Linked DNA regions of Homo sapiens: region 1 is linked to region 2. Evidence: chromatin loops called from intact Hi-C (ENCODE). Cell type or tissue: gastrocnemius medialis. All regions are shown on one strand.

Region 1 (8,000 bases), 580 kb before region 2:
TCTTCATCATTGATGAGTATGGCAGAGCTAAAGGTCCCTGAGATTCCATCTGACCTTGACCTCTGATTGTGTGGGCTCTGGCTGCCCTGTCACCCTCTTCCTTGCCACTCCTGTGCCCTTTAACATCATAGCTTGTCCAGTCCTCCAGATCTTTCCACTATAATGTCGAGTGCATACTTCTGGGATCACCTCTGTGAGCTCATTCCTCTTGCTGACAACATGGCTTCTCAGAGGTAGCACACAGGACAACAGCTCCTCAAACCGCACCCTCTGCCAATACTGGGAGCCTCTCCAGAGCGCCTCATCATGCTCGCCACCACCGGCCTTTCAGGCCACAGCCTTCAGAGTCTTCTGTGGATCTCCATCTTCCTTAAGCCCCTGAACCTGCTCTCTTACGGAATTTTGGCCTTTGTTTCCTCCTCTCAGAGTTCTTCTTGCTTGCTCACATCAATGAAGCCAGCTGCCATATTGTGACCACCCCGTGGATAGGCCCATGTGGCAAGGAACGGAGGGTGGCCTAGGGACACATGGCCCACGAGGAGCTGACCCCTGCCAGCAGCCACATGCATGAGCCTGGAGACAGATGCCTCCGCAGCTGAGCCTCGGGGCGAGGTCAGTCCTGGCCAACACCTTGATTGCAGATGGCCAGTTAAGTCATGCCTCAATTCCTGACTCACAGAAACTGATTGAGCTCCAGAAAACCATTGTCAAGAAACAGAGATAGTGGGCATCCTGATCTTGTTCCTTAGCTGTAAGGAAATGAATCTAGGATTTCACTTCACTATTCAGGATGACAGGTTTTGTTTTTTCATCAAATATATACTGTATTTGTCAATGCTCTGCAGAGAAACAGAACCGAGAAAGAGAGAGAGAGAGAGAGAGAGAGTGTGTGTGTGTGTGTGTGTGTGTGTGTGTGTGTGTGAGTGAAGCGAGAGAGAGACATTTTGTTTTTGTTTTTGTTTTTTGAAATGGAGTTTTGCTGTTGTCACCCAGGCTAGAGTGCAATGGCGCAATCTCGGCTCACTGCAACCTCCACCTCCCGGGTTCAAGCAATTCTTCTGCCTCAGCCTCCCAAGCTGGGATTACAGGCACACACCACCATGCCCGGCTAATTTTTGTATTTTTAGTAAAGACAGGGTTTCACCATGTTGGCCAGGCTGGTCTTGTACTCCTGACCTCAGGTGACCCACCCACCTTGGCCTCTCAAAGCACTGGGATTATAGGCGTGAGCCACTGCACCCAGCCAAGACATGTATTGTAAGGAATTAGCTCAACGTGGTGGAGGCTTGGTGAGTCCAGAGTCTGATGGGGCAGGTTGACATGCTGGAGACTGAGGGAGGAGTTGTAGTTGGGGTCCAATGGCACTCTGCCAACAGAATTCCTTCTTGCTGCGGGGAGGTCCGTTTTTGTTCTATTAAGGTCTTCAACTGATTGGTTGAGGCCAACCCACATGGTGGAAGATAATCTACTTTACTCAAAATCCACTAATTTATTTATAATTATTATTATTGTTATAGAGACAGGGTCTCACTTTATTGCCTACTCTGGTCTTGAACTCCTGGCTTCACGCGATCCTCTCCCCTCAGCCTCCCAAAGTGCCGAGATTACTGGTTTGAGCCACTGCATTCAGCCCCAAATCCAGCAATTTAAACGCTCACCTCCCTTCACAGAAACACCTAGAATACTTTTAAACCAAATCTCTGGGCACTGTAGCGCAGCCAATTTGACACATAAAATGAACCAGTACAGTTACCCTACATCAGGTTATGCAGATGCCCTAATTTATTAAGAGCTGTTCATAACTTCCGAGTTTGTGTTGAATTTTATCAAGCAATTACTTTTATATTGTTGTTCTCATTTGTTTATACATTGTTTTTAAAAATTGTAAATTTTCTAATATAAAAGCATTCTTGCATAGTGGAGATAAATCCAACTTGATGAGGAAAAGGGAGCATCTCTCAGTTCATCTTGCTCGCCTTTCCCCCGGCCACAGCCTGTGGTGAGCAGAGGGCAGAGCGCCAGCCTTGTCCTGGGACTGGTGACAGACAGCCTGCTGTCTTCCTGTCTCTGAGCTGGCCCCAGGAAGGGCCCACAGGCTGCAGGAAGAGCACTGTGTGATTTACATAGATGCCTTTGTGTGGGGGCCTGACAGCTGCTGGAGTCACGGTCCTCACCCGGGTCAGGGTGGGGCTGAGAGGGCCTCCGGGTGTTTGGGTAGTCAGGGGCTGGGGTGACAGCAGCTAGTGGGGGGCGGGTATATGAGACAGATAAACATCCACACTCACATGCCAGGTGTGGCTTTGAGCCTCAGCCCAGCCCACTCTCCTTGGCTGTCTGGCTGGCTTTATTGAAAGTTCGCCAAATGGAAAGGGTCTTTTTTTTTTTCTACCATGCCGGCTCACTCTCCAGAGCATCCGTGCCGGCAGTTGGCCAAACCCTGAGGTTGGGAGCACAGTCCTCCAGACCACCACATCTTCTGGGACGCCTGACCTCTGCAGCAGAGGTCACCAAACTGTCCAGTCCGAGGGAACAGTCCCCACAAGACTGCCCCAACTTCAGCCACCAGCCGCAAGTTCAGAGTCCCCAGGGCCACCTTCACTTCAGACCAGCTGGCTGCAAATTTGGGGGTGCTTACAACCACCCTCAGCTTCAGTAATTTTCTAGGGTGACTCACAGAACTCAGGAAAGCACTAACCTTATGATTACAGTTTTATGATCATGAAAAGATACAAATTAAAACCAGCCAAAGGAAGAGAGGCTTAGGGCAGAATCTGGGAGGGGTCCAGTTGCAAGCTTCCAGGGAGGTGTCCTCTCTCTTTGGGGTTCTGGACAGCATTGCCTCCTCTGGGCCGCAATGTGTGAGGATACGCACAGGGTGTTGTCCACCAGGAAAGTCTACCTGAGACTTTGGTGCCCAGAGACTTTACTGAGGCTTGATCAGATGCTGCCTGTGTGACCGACCTTTAGTCTCCAAAGCCCCCCAGCAAACAAAGACACTCCTGTCAGACAGGACATTCCAGGACCCAGAGGTCACCTCCCACTAGCCACGGGCAGAGACTGGACCTCTCTTTGGTGAGGTTAATTCTAAACTACGAATAGGGCACGTTACAAAGTCAGTGCCCAAAGACACAGAGAGGTGTGGCTGTCAGAAGCTCCAGTCCTGGATTTGCCACCTTTGAGGTTAGCAAGTTACTTAATCCCTGTGGACGCCTACCAGCCAGAGGCCAGCAGGAACAGCCCAGTAGCCAAACAAATTTGAGTTAACTGGTACCCATTGCACTAAGAAGACTGTATACTAGGAGGCAGTGCAGTCTCAGTAAGTGTGTGTGTGTGTGTGTGTGTGTGTGTGTGTGGTGGGGGGGTGCTTATTGAAGGATTTGGGCGTTTGTAGGGTGACATTACGAAATGTTCAAGGAAGCAAAGTGTTGCTGTGGATTGGGTGCTGTCAGGGAGTGGGGCGAGTCTATAATTGAGGATCTTCACAATTTTTATCCAGGAGGTGGAAGAACGGGAGGGACGAAAAGCCTGGTAGAGAAACCGCAGTCTCTCACGTGAAACAGGAGAGGGCACTGTTTGGCCATTTTTATGGTTTCACAGTGCCCTCATTTTTTGTCCATGCTCAGGCATATTTATGGAGTGGCCTTGATTCTGTCCTGCTGCGTCACGGGGGCGCGGTGACCCTGCCTGACACAGGTGCTCTGTGAAGTTTGTGTGCATCAGGCGGACACCAGGGACCTGCAGACGAGTCACAGGATGCTTTGTTCTGTTCCTTTCCCAACCCTGAGTTTCATCACTGATAACAAGGAGACGGTAATTCTACCTAACACATTAGGCAAATGTGAGAATTAAGGGGAATAATGTAAAATGCCCAGCATAAAATAAAACACAACAGCTAGTCAATTCCCATATCACTGTTAAAAAAATAAGAGTCCATGATAAAGGGAAAAAGTGAAGAATCAAAATAAAGCCAAATGCAGAAGAGGCACAGGGAAGGAAGCTGAGAGAGGACATCAGATGAGGGCAGTCCCTGAGCCAAGGTCTGTCCCGAAGCTCTCACTACAACCCCCACCTGGGGCCAGGTGTGTGTGTGTGTGTATGTGTACACGCACCCTTGCATGAGGGAGGTAAGAAATGTGCTAGCAGCTGGCCGTGGTGGCTCACACCAGTAATCCCAGCACTTTGGGAGGCTGAGGCAGGAGGATTGCTTGAGTTCAGGAGTTCAAGACCAGCCTGGGCAACATGGTGAGACCTCATCTCTACAAAAAACCATTTTTTTAATTTAGCCAAGTATGGTGTTACATGCCTGTAGTCCCAGCTACTTGGGAGGCTGAAGTGGAAGGATCACTTGAGCCCAGGAAGTTGAGGATGCAGTGAGCCAGATTGCACCATTGAACTTGGCCTGGGTGACAGAGTGTGATGAGATTCTGTCTCAAAAAAAAAAAAAAAGAAAGAAAAAGAAAAAGAAATGTGCCAGCAATAAACAAAAAGGTTTATATACCATAATCAAATGGAAACTGCCCCAGGAATGCAAAGTTGGTTTAATATCCAAAAACCAATTAATGCAATAGAGTACATTAATAAAATACACGACAAAACCACATGATCATGCCCATAGACACAGAAAAATCACTTGACAAAACCTAACACCGTTTCATCATAAAACACTCAATAAACTAGAAATAAAAGAGAACTTTCTCAACCTGATAAGGATGTCCAAGAAAAACCCACAGCTAAAATCACACTAAATGGTGAGAGACTTATGCTTTCTTGTCAGAGTCAGGAACAAGACAAGATGTCTGCTCTTGAAACGTGTGTTCATCATTGTACTGCTCAGGGCAATTGGGAAAAATAAATAAAAGGCATTCAGATCAGACAGGAAGAAGTAAAACCATCTCTATTTGGAGATGGCATGATCTGTCTACAGAAAATTCTAAGAAATCCGCAAAAGTATTAGAGCCGGTAAACAACTTCAGCAAGATTGCGGAATACAAGATCAACATTTAAAAATCCATTGTATTTCTATAAAATAGCAATGAATAATCTAAATGAAATTAAGAAAGTAACTCCACTTATCAAAAAGAATAAAATATTTAGGAATAAATTTAAACAAGTACAAGACTTGGATACGGAAAGCAGGAGGACAAAGAGGAGAAGGACAAGGAGAGGAGGAGGTGGAGGAGCAGGAAGAAGATGAGGAGGCAATGTGTTCAGGATGTCTTGTGATTCCCGAGGCCTGAAGCCACCTGTCAGGTCAGGCATCCCCTGTCCTTCCTGTCCCTACTCCTGATCTGCTGCCTCCGGCTTGCACTTCAAATCTATCCTGCTCAGGCATGGAAGTAATTGTGGTGTGAAAGTCTGTCTGGTTGGACCAGCTGTTCTACACACTGGCCTGGCGAAGTTATTTTCAACTCATCTCAAGCCAGCCATGAACGTAAGAGAGAAGTCTGTGTGTGCAGTTCCCTCTGGGCAGTGAGACCAGCTACAGAGGCCACCCAGGCCTGGGAGAGCCCAGAACTCCAACCAGGAAGGCCTGTGGCTGAGCCCAGCTACAGATCAGGTTATGCCCGCAGGCCCTGGAGGGTCCTGCAGCCTCTGAGCAACCTCAGGTCTGTGCCCTTGGAGGCCTCGCCTCTAGAGTCCGGTGCTTCAGCGCGGTCCTCAGGGCCTGCAGGATGGCACCCTGGCTGGTCTGCACGTTGTAGTCACTGAGCCGCAGCAGGCGCTCGAAGTCTTCCTCCTTGTAGGTCATGTTGGACAGGGTGTAGGGGCAGGTGGCCCCGGTGAGATCCACTTGGCCACCCTGGAGCTCTGCGGGGCTGCGCTGGACACCTGCCCAGGGGTAGGAGGGGTGTCAGGAGCAGGACGCCGGGGCTTCTACAGCCTGGCAGCGGCGCACAGGGAGGGCTGCCCCCGCTGGAGGGGCCCCTGCTTTCCTCCCAGCTCTCTGTGTCCTTTGCCCAGGAATGTAAATGTGGGTGGCAGGGTGCTCTTTGGATGGGTACTATTTGGTGGTAGAAAATACAATTTCATATTTCATTGCCTTGTGGCGTGACACCCCTTAGGCTATTCAGGCAGCCCCACATGTCTCTACATCGCTTCGAGGCAAGGTGGAAACAGCCAGAAGGGGGAAGTCAACTGGGTTTGCGAATGGATTCTTAGAACTCACGGTGGAAGCAAGGGGGCAGCGAGAACTTGCTGAGAGATGAAGGTTCTTTAGAATTCTCAGATGTGGGCTGAGCATGTTCAGAGGAAAGCTGGGAGATCTAGAATGATGGTAGGAACTGGAAAGCTGGGAATATCGCACAAAGGCAGCAATGAGTTTTTCCCACCAGAAGGAAATAAAATTCTGACCAGTTGGTGAGAAGAGAAGATAGGAAGGAATGTGATGGGGGTTTAAATTTCGGGAGCCCCTGAGGAGAGGCCCAGCTCCCTGAGAAGGGGCCCAGCCTGGGCTGGGGAAGGATGGTGGAGAGGCCAAGTGAGTCCCCCACAGAGCAGGAGAGCAGAGGAGCCCTGGGCAGCTGGGGGTACTAGGGCAAGTGGAAGGCTGCAGGAGCCCGGCATCATGACAAAGGGGACCCCTGCATAGCGACCCTGCAAACAGAGGGCCTGCAGGGATGTGGGCATCAGCAAGGAGGCCAGGGTGGGCTCCAAGGCCTGAGTGGGCCTGGATGGGCCTAGCCTGAAGCCTTCTCCTGGCAGACTCATTTCCCTTCCCTCTGCTGGGCAGCCGGGGGGCCCAGGGCAGGCCTCTGAGGGGCCAGGCAGCCTGGGTGCTTGGGAGGGGCTGCCTCACCGGGGGCTGAGTGGTCCTTGAAGGAGGCATTGACCAGCGGGAAGTGCAGCAGGATCGGGGCCTCGGGGCAGGCGGGGTCTGAGAAGAGGTGGCATTCCCTTGGCTGGTGCTGGTCCTGAGGGCTGGGTTCCACCCGGGGGAAGGGCAGCCCCCGGGCCCGGCAGTACAGCTCCGTCTGCTGCAGTGCCTGGTGGGGAGAAGGTGGCCCGGAGAGAACCAGCCCGGCCCAGGTCAATGCTGGGCCAGTTCCAGCCCACACCAGCTGCTTCAGTGTCAAGACAACAGCCTGGCTCTGTCCTGTTTGTGGTCGGGCCAAGCTGCAGAGTGACTCGGAGGGAGACCCAGGGGGAGTCCAAGGACTCTGGTGGTCTGCAATGTTGTTTGGTTAAAAGCTCTAGGTGGGGTCAGACCCATCCCCCAGCCCCCCAAAACCCCAATTCTGGATTGCTATTGCTGGACTGTTCAAATCCCAGAGCCGAGAGGAGACCCACATTGGCACAGCGTCTCAGGGGAGGTCTGGGGGATGGACATGGAGATGCTAGGGTCTCCTCTCAGCTCCGTCCAGCTGTTCTTTGGAGTAGGTGTGGGGAGGTCCCTCCCTGTTCACCTGTCCTGGGAGCCCAAGGCCCCTGCACCACCCCAGCCTTCCCACCTAAGGACCCTGGCAGGAGCCAGCAGATCAAGGCCTGACACCTCTCCTTCCCTTCGGGACCCCGGCGGTGTGGGGCAGGGGCTCAGTGGCCCTGCTGCTCGCCTCTGGAGCTTGGCCTGGCTGGGCAGAGGGGTTCCCCTGGGGTGACCAGGGTACCTCGAAGGGCGCAGATAGGGAGTAGTCGAAGGAGAGGATGAGGTCCAGCCTGCGGCCTGGCCGGAACATGGAGGGAGAGCTGGTGTTGATGAAGTAGGCGGCGTCCACCAGGCAGAGCCGGGGCTCCTTGGGGGTCAGCTGGCTGGGCATGGAGTCAAGCTGGTAGTCTGGTGGGAATCGCAGGATGGTCAGAGGCCACCACCCTGCCACAGGTCATCCATGTCCCCTTCTCTCCTCTGGGTCACTCCTTAAATGCCACCCAGCCCTTCCCCAGGACCTTCCAAGGGGATCGTCTCCAGGCCACACCCCAGAAGTGGATGCTGACCTCCTAGGCCTCAGCCAGTCCCTGCCACACCACCCAGAGGCCCAACCTTGTGACCTAGGGACCCCTGGCCA
Region 2 (8,000 bases):
CCTTCATAGCATTGAAGGGAATCAGGGCTTTGCTCTGGATTAGTCTCTGGCTTAGGAGAATGTTGTGATGGTTTGATCTTCTAACCATACTGTAAAAACTTTCTTCATATCAGCAAGAAGGCTGTTTTGTTTTCTTATCGTTCATGTGTTCACGGAGTAGCACTTTTAATTTCCTTCAAGAACTTTTCCTTTGCATTCACAGCCTGGCCAACTGTTGGGCGCAAGAGGCCTAGCTTTCAGCCTTTCTTGGCTTTCGACATGCCTTCCTTGCTAAACTTCAGCGTTTCTAGCTTTTGATTTAAAATGAGAGACTCTTTCACTTGGACACTTAAAGGCCATTGTAGGGTTATTGGCCTCATTTCAATATTGTTGTGTCTCAGGGAATAGGGAGGCCTGAGTAGAGGGAGAAAGGTAGGGGAAAGGTTGGCTGGTGGAGCAGTCAGAACATATACATTTATCAATTAAGTTCGCTTTTCTATACGATTCTTGGTGTACCAACACAATTATAATAGTAACATCAAAGATTACTGGTCACAGATCATCATAACAGATATAATAATAATGAAAAAGCTTCAAATATGTATAGCACAGTTTGATTTGTAGCCTAGCACATTGGCCAGTTTTTGTAAATTTTCCATGTATGCTTGAAGAGAATATGTATTATACAATTGTTGGGCATAGTGTTTATATATTACTATTTATCAGGTTTGATACTTGTTCAAATCTTCTGTACCCCTATTGATTTTATTTTTCCACTTGTTTTAACAGATACTAAGAAATGCAAGTTAAACTTTCCTACTATGAGTATGGATGCCTTTTTCTCCTTTTAATTCTGCCAATTTTTGTTTTATATATTTTGAGGCTTTATTATTACATGCATACAAAATTAGAATTGTTAAAACTTCCTGGTTCATTGAACACTTTTTTCATTGTGAAGGATTTTTCTTTATCTCTAATAATGCTTTTACTTTAAAGTCTACTTTGTCAGGCATTAACGAAACTAGCTTTCTTTGTGTTATTGTTTGTATTTTTATCTTCTTTTCTACTTTTACTTTCAGTTTTCTATGTATGTTTCAGATGTGTTTTTTATTTTAAAAAATTTTCCTTTTGCTTTGTTTTACCTTTGTTTCATCACAGTTTTGGTCTTTTAATTTGGTATTGTGGTCTGCTTGTATTTAATGTAATCACTGATTTTATTTGGGTTTAAATCTGTTATTTTGTGTTTTCTCTTTACTTTTCCTGTTTTATGTTCCTTTTTCGTTACTTTGTCTTTTGGTTTGATAACTTTAAAAAATTATTCCATATTCCTTCTCCACTAGCTTATTATTTACACATTGTCTTACTATTTTGGTGGTTACTCCAGAGATTACAACATAGACCATTGATTTATCAAAGTCTAATATTTACTGGTTGTTCTGCTTCTTCCCAGACAATAAACCTTTTGGACCTTATAAGACTTGAACTCAGTTTGTCCCTTCTTGACTTAAATGCCATTTTTAGGGCTCTTAATTTTTAAAGAATATCCTACCTTTTATCTCTGAGTGCCTTCTACTTCAAGAATAATCTTGTTTTCCCTCTAGTGTGGATCTGCTATTGACAAGTTCTCTTTTGGCTTTTTGTTTGTTTGTTTGAGATGGAGTCTTGCTCTGTCACCCAGGTTAGAGTGCAGTGGCGCGATCTCGGCTCACTGCAACCTCCGCCTCCTGGGTTTGAGCAATTCTCCTGCCTCAGCTTCCCGAGTAGCTGGGATTACAGGCACATGCTACCGTGCCCAGCTAATTTTTGTACTCTTAGTAGAGATGGGGTTTCACCATGTTGGCCAGGCTGATCTTGAACTCCTGACCGAAAGTAATCCACTGGCCTCGGCCTCCCAAAGTGCTGGGATTACAGGCATGAGCCCCCATACCCAGCCTGCTTTTCTTGTTCTTGAAGGTAAAGTTCACTGAGTACAGAATTTTAAATTGATGGTTATTTTCTTTTAGTCATTAAAAATTATACCATTCTCTTCTGCTTTCCACTGTTTTTGCTGAGAAGTCATCTCCTAGTCTAATTTTTTCAATATTTTTACTTTTGTCTTTGAACAGTTTATTATGGTCTACTTATGGGTAGATTTAGGTTTTTAAAAAATCATGCTGGGATTCTTGAATTGTGCTTTTGTATCTTCTTATCAGTTTTGGAAAGTTCTTAGCCATTACCTTTCCCTTTTTTCCCCCCTTCCCTCCACTACCATTACCTCTTATAATAATCCTTCTATCCCATTCTTTCCTCTTCTTTTGGGACTCTAATTACAGGTATGTTAAGGCCTATTGCCTGTATACTCTGTGAGTCTTACCATTTCTTCTATATTTAATTAATTAATTTATTTATTAGACATGAAGTCTTGCTAATGTTGCCCAGACTGGTTTTGGACTCCTGGGCTCAAGGGATCCTCCTGCCTCAGCCTCCCAAGTAGCTGAGATTACAGGTGTGCACACCTAGCCTCCATTTTTTTTTCTTTGAGATGGAGCCTCGCTGTGTTGCCCAGGCTGGAGTGCAATGGCGCAATCTCAGCTCACTGCAACCTCCACCTCCTGGGTTCAAGCGATTCTCTTGCCTTAGCCTCCCGAGTAGCTGGGATTACAGTCGCGCACCACCACAGCCGGCTGATTTTTGTATTTTCATGAGAGACGGGGTTTTACCACGTTGGTCAGGCTGGTCTTGAACTCCTGACCTCATGATCCACCCGCCTCAGCCTCCCAAAGTGTTGGGATTACAGGCGTGAGCCACTGCACCCGGCTCCCTCCATATTTTTAATCTTTTGTCTCTCTGTGCTAAATTTTGAGTATGTTTCTGATCTATCTTCCTGCTCACTCATTCTTTCTTCAGCTATGTCTAACCTGCTATTAAACTTTATATTGAGTTTTTATTTTCACTTACAGTATTATTTCTCAGATATCCATTTTATTATTTCATTATAGTTTCCAAGTTTACAATCTTGTCTTTAAACTCCTTGAAAATATTAAGCAGAGTTACTTTTTTTTTTTTTTGAAACGAAGTTTTGCTCTTATCGCCCAGGCTGGGGTGCAATGGTGAGATCTTAGCTCACTGCAACCTCTGCCTCCTAGGTCCAAGTGATTCTCCTGCCCCAGCCTCCTGAGTAGCTTGGACTATAGGCTCCCGCTACCATGTCCAGCTAATTTTTTGTATTTTTAGTCGAGGTGGGGTTTCACCATCTTGGCCAGGCTGGTCTTGGAACTCCTGACCTCATGATCTACCTGCCTTGGGCTCCCAAAGTAGTACTGGGATTACAGGCATGAGGCACCGAGCCTGGCCTTTTTTTTTTTTTTTTTTTTTGAGATGGAGTTTCGCTCTTGTTGCCGAGGCTGGAGTGCAATGGCGCGATCTCGACTCTCCACAACCTCCGCCTCCCAGGTTCAAGGGATTCTCCTGTCTCAGCCTCCCGAGTAGCTGGGATTACAGGCATGCACCAACACACCCAGCTAATTTTGCATTTTTAGCAGAGACAGGGTTTCTCCATGTTCGCCAGGCTAGTCTCAAACTCCTGACCTCAGGCCCGCCCGCCTCGGCCTCCCAAAGTGCTGGGATTACAGGCATGAACCACAGTGCCCAGCCTTCAGGGTTACTTTTAAGTCGGCCTGGTAGCTTCAGTATCTGGGTCTTTCTTGGATTGCTTTCTATTGACTATTATTTTTGTTGGTTTCATTTATGTTACTTTGTTATTTTGGGTGTAATTGTATTTAGCAATAAGCCCATGAAGTTACTTTGTTTTTGAATCTCTCATACAGAGATTCTCTGGAACAGTTGGGAAGGCCTTTGGGACTTGGTCAGTAACCAGCCATGAAGATTTACTTTCATGCCCGTAGGCTCCTCTTCACCTATCTAAAGCCTCCCCATTCTATAGTGGCTAAATTTAAGTCTCACTTCTTCTGTGGAACCTGTCCTGACCACGCCTCTGATCTCCTCATCATGTATCATCTTTCCAACTCCTGTGGCACTTGGCCATATTGTCTTGTGTAGTGTAACTTACCATGATTGTAAACTGTGGGAGGACAGAGATGAGTGTACTGTGTATTTTGTATGCCAAACCGAGTCTGCCACCTTGTGGGGAAAACAACACTGGCCTACCTCAGGGACTTTGTGAGGGCCAAATGAGAACAGTTCTTATAACCTATATAGCAGAACTGTAAGGAATTATAGTTGTTGTTAGCATATGGTCTATATGACTTATAGACCATAATCTCTGTGAGGACAGAGACCTATATTCCTAGAGTCTATCATATACCTGACAAGAGGTTTCCAATAAATATTTCTTGATTTAATTTATTATCTGAATGAATTTGGCCAGATTCCCTCATTTTTGTCTATTAAACAATATGAAATAGGAATGATAAAGACTTACAAGAAAAGGTTAAAGTTTACCAAAAATCTCATTTAATTTCTTTTTTCCGTTTCACAAATCCGATAGGTTTATCTCAACATGTAGTTACCAATTATAAGCAAGTAATCCAACTCTTGGAGGAGGGAATTGCAAACAGGTAACAGGTTTGTTTGTTTCTGTCATTCTTTTATCCTCACACTCCTATCCTGTGTTCCCATTTCCCTTTGGGGAGTGTATAATGACACTTAAAATTGTCTCTGTGTGTAGAGATGTTCACAACCAGGAGGCTCTTCCCAGAACAATAGTGTTCACAGGGTAAGGGGTGGTGACTAAGATTTAGTCTCTTCTCACTAGTAATGAAGCTGGAATCTGTTCTGGACATAATAATATTAGGCAGTAAGCCCAAGGAAGTTACTCTATATTTTGTTTAGAGCTTCTAAATTTGGAAGAAAGGGTTCTTACCTGCATTGTCCTCTCCTCAGGTTTGATAGATATAAGGATGAATATAGTGTAAAAGGTTCATAAAAACATTTTTTTCTAGTTTTGCATACTTATAAGGTAGCCCCTCAAAAGACTGTTTTGAATCTGCTATGAATAACTAGGTGCTGTAGATTCCCCTAAAAGCTATTGTAAATTGTAATAACATTTCATGTTGTAAGTTACTATGAAATACCTAGAATATTACTAGTAAATGTCCCTAAAAAAGGCTTTTTTTTTCTGGGGTAAAAAGGTCTTTAGAGCCTTCTATTTATCCTGTTAATAGCAGGACCAAGTTAATTGAACATAAAGGAAGAAATTTAAATTTAACATTCTCCTGAGCTTCATGGAACTCTCCTGGAGACACTTACTTCTGGTCTTCAGGGTACCCTGAGCTCCATGATTTTTCAGTGTCAGGCTTGAATCATGAGACTAGCCTCTAGATTTTGGCCCTTTTCTTCAATTCTCCAGATCCTCTGAGAACAGAGCTCAGTGAGATGCTCTTAGATAAAGGAAAACCTCTCCTGACTTTAAGGGTTAACACTGTAATGGATTTCTAAGGGAGACTGTGAATTCCGCCTGGCTTAAGCATGATATTGATGTGATTTAAGATCTCATTTCCAAGATCTTTCTGACACTGTAGAATTAATATTCTGTGTTTAATCAAAACTTACCTTCTCTGTCTTTGAGGTATCTTCTCTAGCAAGCTTTCTACATCCACTTGTCTTATTAAAATGACTCCAAGAATAAAATAAAATAAAGTGAAAGAATAAAATAAAATGGGTCTATCTTGGGCATGTTCTTCCAGGATGATGACGCTCTAGTCTTCATTTCCCTTTTCACTTGAATTTTTGCTTCTATTGCTTAAAAAAAAAAAGTTTCAGTGTAGTTTAGTATGAAGCTACACTCCGTTTTATGCTCAGATATCAGCACCTAGAGTGCTGCTTCTGCCCTCTTTGGACTATTCTCTTCACGATACTGGACTAAATATGTGTGTTTTATGATTCTTGTCGGTGAACCTCAGCACTAACATTTCTTGTATTCTGTATGGATCCTTAAGAATCCACCATGTGTAAACAATCCTCGTCCTAACAGTTTTTCCTTGTATACACAGAATCACAGCAGCCACCCATGTTCATGAGGCCAGCAGCAGATCCCACGCCATTTTCACGATCCACTACACGCAGGTTGGTAACTCCTTATGTTTGGTGAGATTTCTTCCTCTCCTTGTACCTTTAAACCACTTTCTTGTCTTCCTTCCTATTTCTTTTTTTGTTTGTTGGTTTTTGAGACAGGGTCTCAGTCTGTTGCCCAGACTGGAGTGCAGTGGCGCGATCTCGGCTCACCTGAACCTCTGCCTCCCAGGCTCAAACAATTCTCCTGCCTCAGCCTCCCAAATAGCTGGGATTACAGGAGACGCCACCATGCCCGGCTAATTATTTTTTAATTTTTAGTAAAGACGGGGTTTCACCATGTTGGCCAGACTGGTCTCAAACTCCTGACCTCAGATGATCCACCTGGCTCGGCCTGCCTAAGTGCTGGCATTACAGATGGGAGCCATCGTTCCCGGCCCTGTTTCTTTTCCTTTCCTCCTACTCTCATATTTATAGGTCCTCTGATAGAACCTAATATTGTAAACCGGATTTACACACAATCCGTTAAGCTATACACCTAGAATGGGTAGAAGCATTTTATAAAGACTAATCAAAATATCTTCTGCTTATATTTATTTTTAACATTTTAAAACGCTTTCACATCGGTGTGATCAGTATGGACATTTAAAACAAAAGGTTGAAAAGAAAATAAGCATTAAAATGAAATATTAGAAGATTCACTTCCATTGTGATGGATTGAGGAGGTCAAGTCATATCCCCAAAAAGCAACTATAAAGCTGGACAAAATCCTTTCTGTGGTCTGAAAATAGATTAAAGGAATGTAACAAAGTGAGAAGTACCACACCCAAAATAAAATGATGACTAAAAACTTCCTAAATTTGTTGAAAATCATTTATAGATCTAAGAAGCTCAAAGGACTCCAAGTAAAATAAACACAAAGAGATCCACACCTAGACACATCATAGTTAAACTGTTGAAAGACAAAGAGAAAATCTTAAAAACAGCTAGAGAAAAGTGACTTATACAGTAGAACAATTACGTGATGAATGGCTGACTTCTCATCAGAAGCATTGAACCCTTAGAAGTCAGGGGGCTGAGATAATATAAAAAACTGGCAATAAGAACATTCCCAGATTGGAAAAATAAAAAGTAGAATTTATTGCCAGCAGACTTACCTGACAAGAAAACTAAATGAAATCTTCTAGGCTGAAAGAAAGTGATATTAGAAAGTATCTTAAATCTATAGGAGACAGTGAAATATCTGGGAATGATAAATGTGTGAGTAAATATAAAAAAAACCTACATTCTTTCTCGTTTCTTCTCCTAATGTCAATAAAAGAATAAGATTACATAAAACCACAATTGTAACAATGCATTTTTGTACATTGTCATATATGAAAATAACAGCACAAGGGAAATGAAAGGAGATATATTTAAGTAGAGTTACTATATTTTACAGGAATTAAGTTAGTATTATTTTAAAGTAGATCATAAATAAAGATATGTATTGTAATCTGTAGAGCAAGTACTAAGAAAATAGCTCAAAAATACAATTTTAAAAATCAACATTTCTTCTGCCTCCTCTGGGCAGAAAAAACAACAGAAATTAAAATGGTACATATTAATAAAAATACCTAACAGTTAAAGGCAGTGGAGGAAGAACAGAGGAACAAAGGAGATATGAGACACAGAAAAAAGAAAAATCAGACATGGATGGTTCTGAGCACATCAATAATTATTAAATACATTAAGTGTGAATTGCCTAAGGTACAAATTTTCAGATTGCATAAAAGCAAGACCCAACTACATGCTGTCTATAAGAAACACACCTTAGAATCACAGACACAGGTTGAAAGTAAAAGGATGGAAAAAGATATACCATAATAATAGTAACCATAAGTCCTAGCTAGAGTAATGAGACAAGAGAAAGAAATAAAGGGCATCCAGATCAGTAAAGAGGAAGTCAAACTGTTGCTGTTCGCTGACAACATGATTGTATACCTAGAAAACCCTAAAGACTTATCCAAAGA

Evidence for each region. Hi-C counts contacts between places; a loop is a spot of excess contacts. Peaks named below come from ENCODE experiments on the same cell type or tissue, not always from the same donor. Only the 100,000 strongest peaks of a DNase experiment are listed, where the experiment ranks them.
Region 1: a loop joins it to region 2, with 8 times the contacts of the local background. A loop is called at or near these places in 8 of 110 quality-filtered maps.

What each region holds. Positions count from the first base shown.
Region 1 is chr15:42,063,113-42,071,112 of GRCh38, forward strand. PLA2G4D (phospholipase A2 group IVD) reads right to left here. Exons shown (of 20, transcript NM_178034.4): 18 at 7,605-7,771; 19 at 6,797-6,983; 20 at 3,897-5,829. The coding sequence ends at 5,603. Among named protein-coding and RNA genes, the nearest start is that of PLA2G4D, 27 kb to the right of the region's middle. In gastrocnemius medialis, a CTCF peak has its summit at 3,565 (motif pointing right); a DNase peak (open chromatin) is centred at 3,639.
Region 2 is chr15:42,646,551-42,654,550 of GRCh38, forward strand. STARD9 (StAR related lipid transfer domain containing 9) reads left to right here. Exons shown (of 33, transcript NM_020759.3): 8 at 4,466-4,535; 9 at 5,970-6,042. Among named protein-coding and RNA genes, the nearest start is that of STARD9, 75 kb to the left of the region's middle. In gastrocnemius medialis, a CTCF peak has its summit at 4,105 (motif pointing left); a DNase peak (open chromatin) is centred at 4,011; H3K27ac peaks cover 219 bases.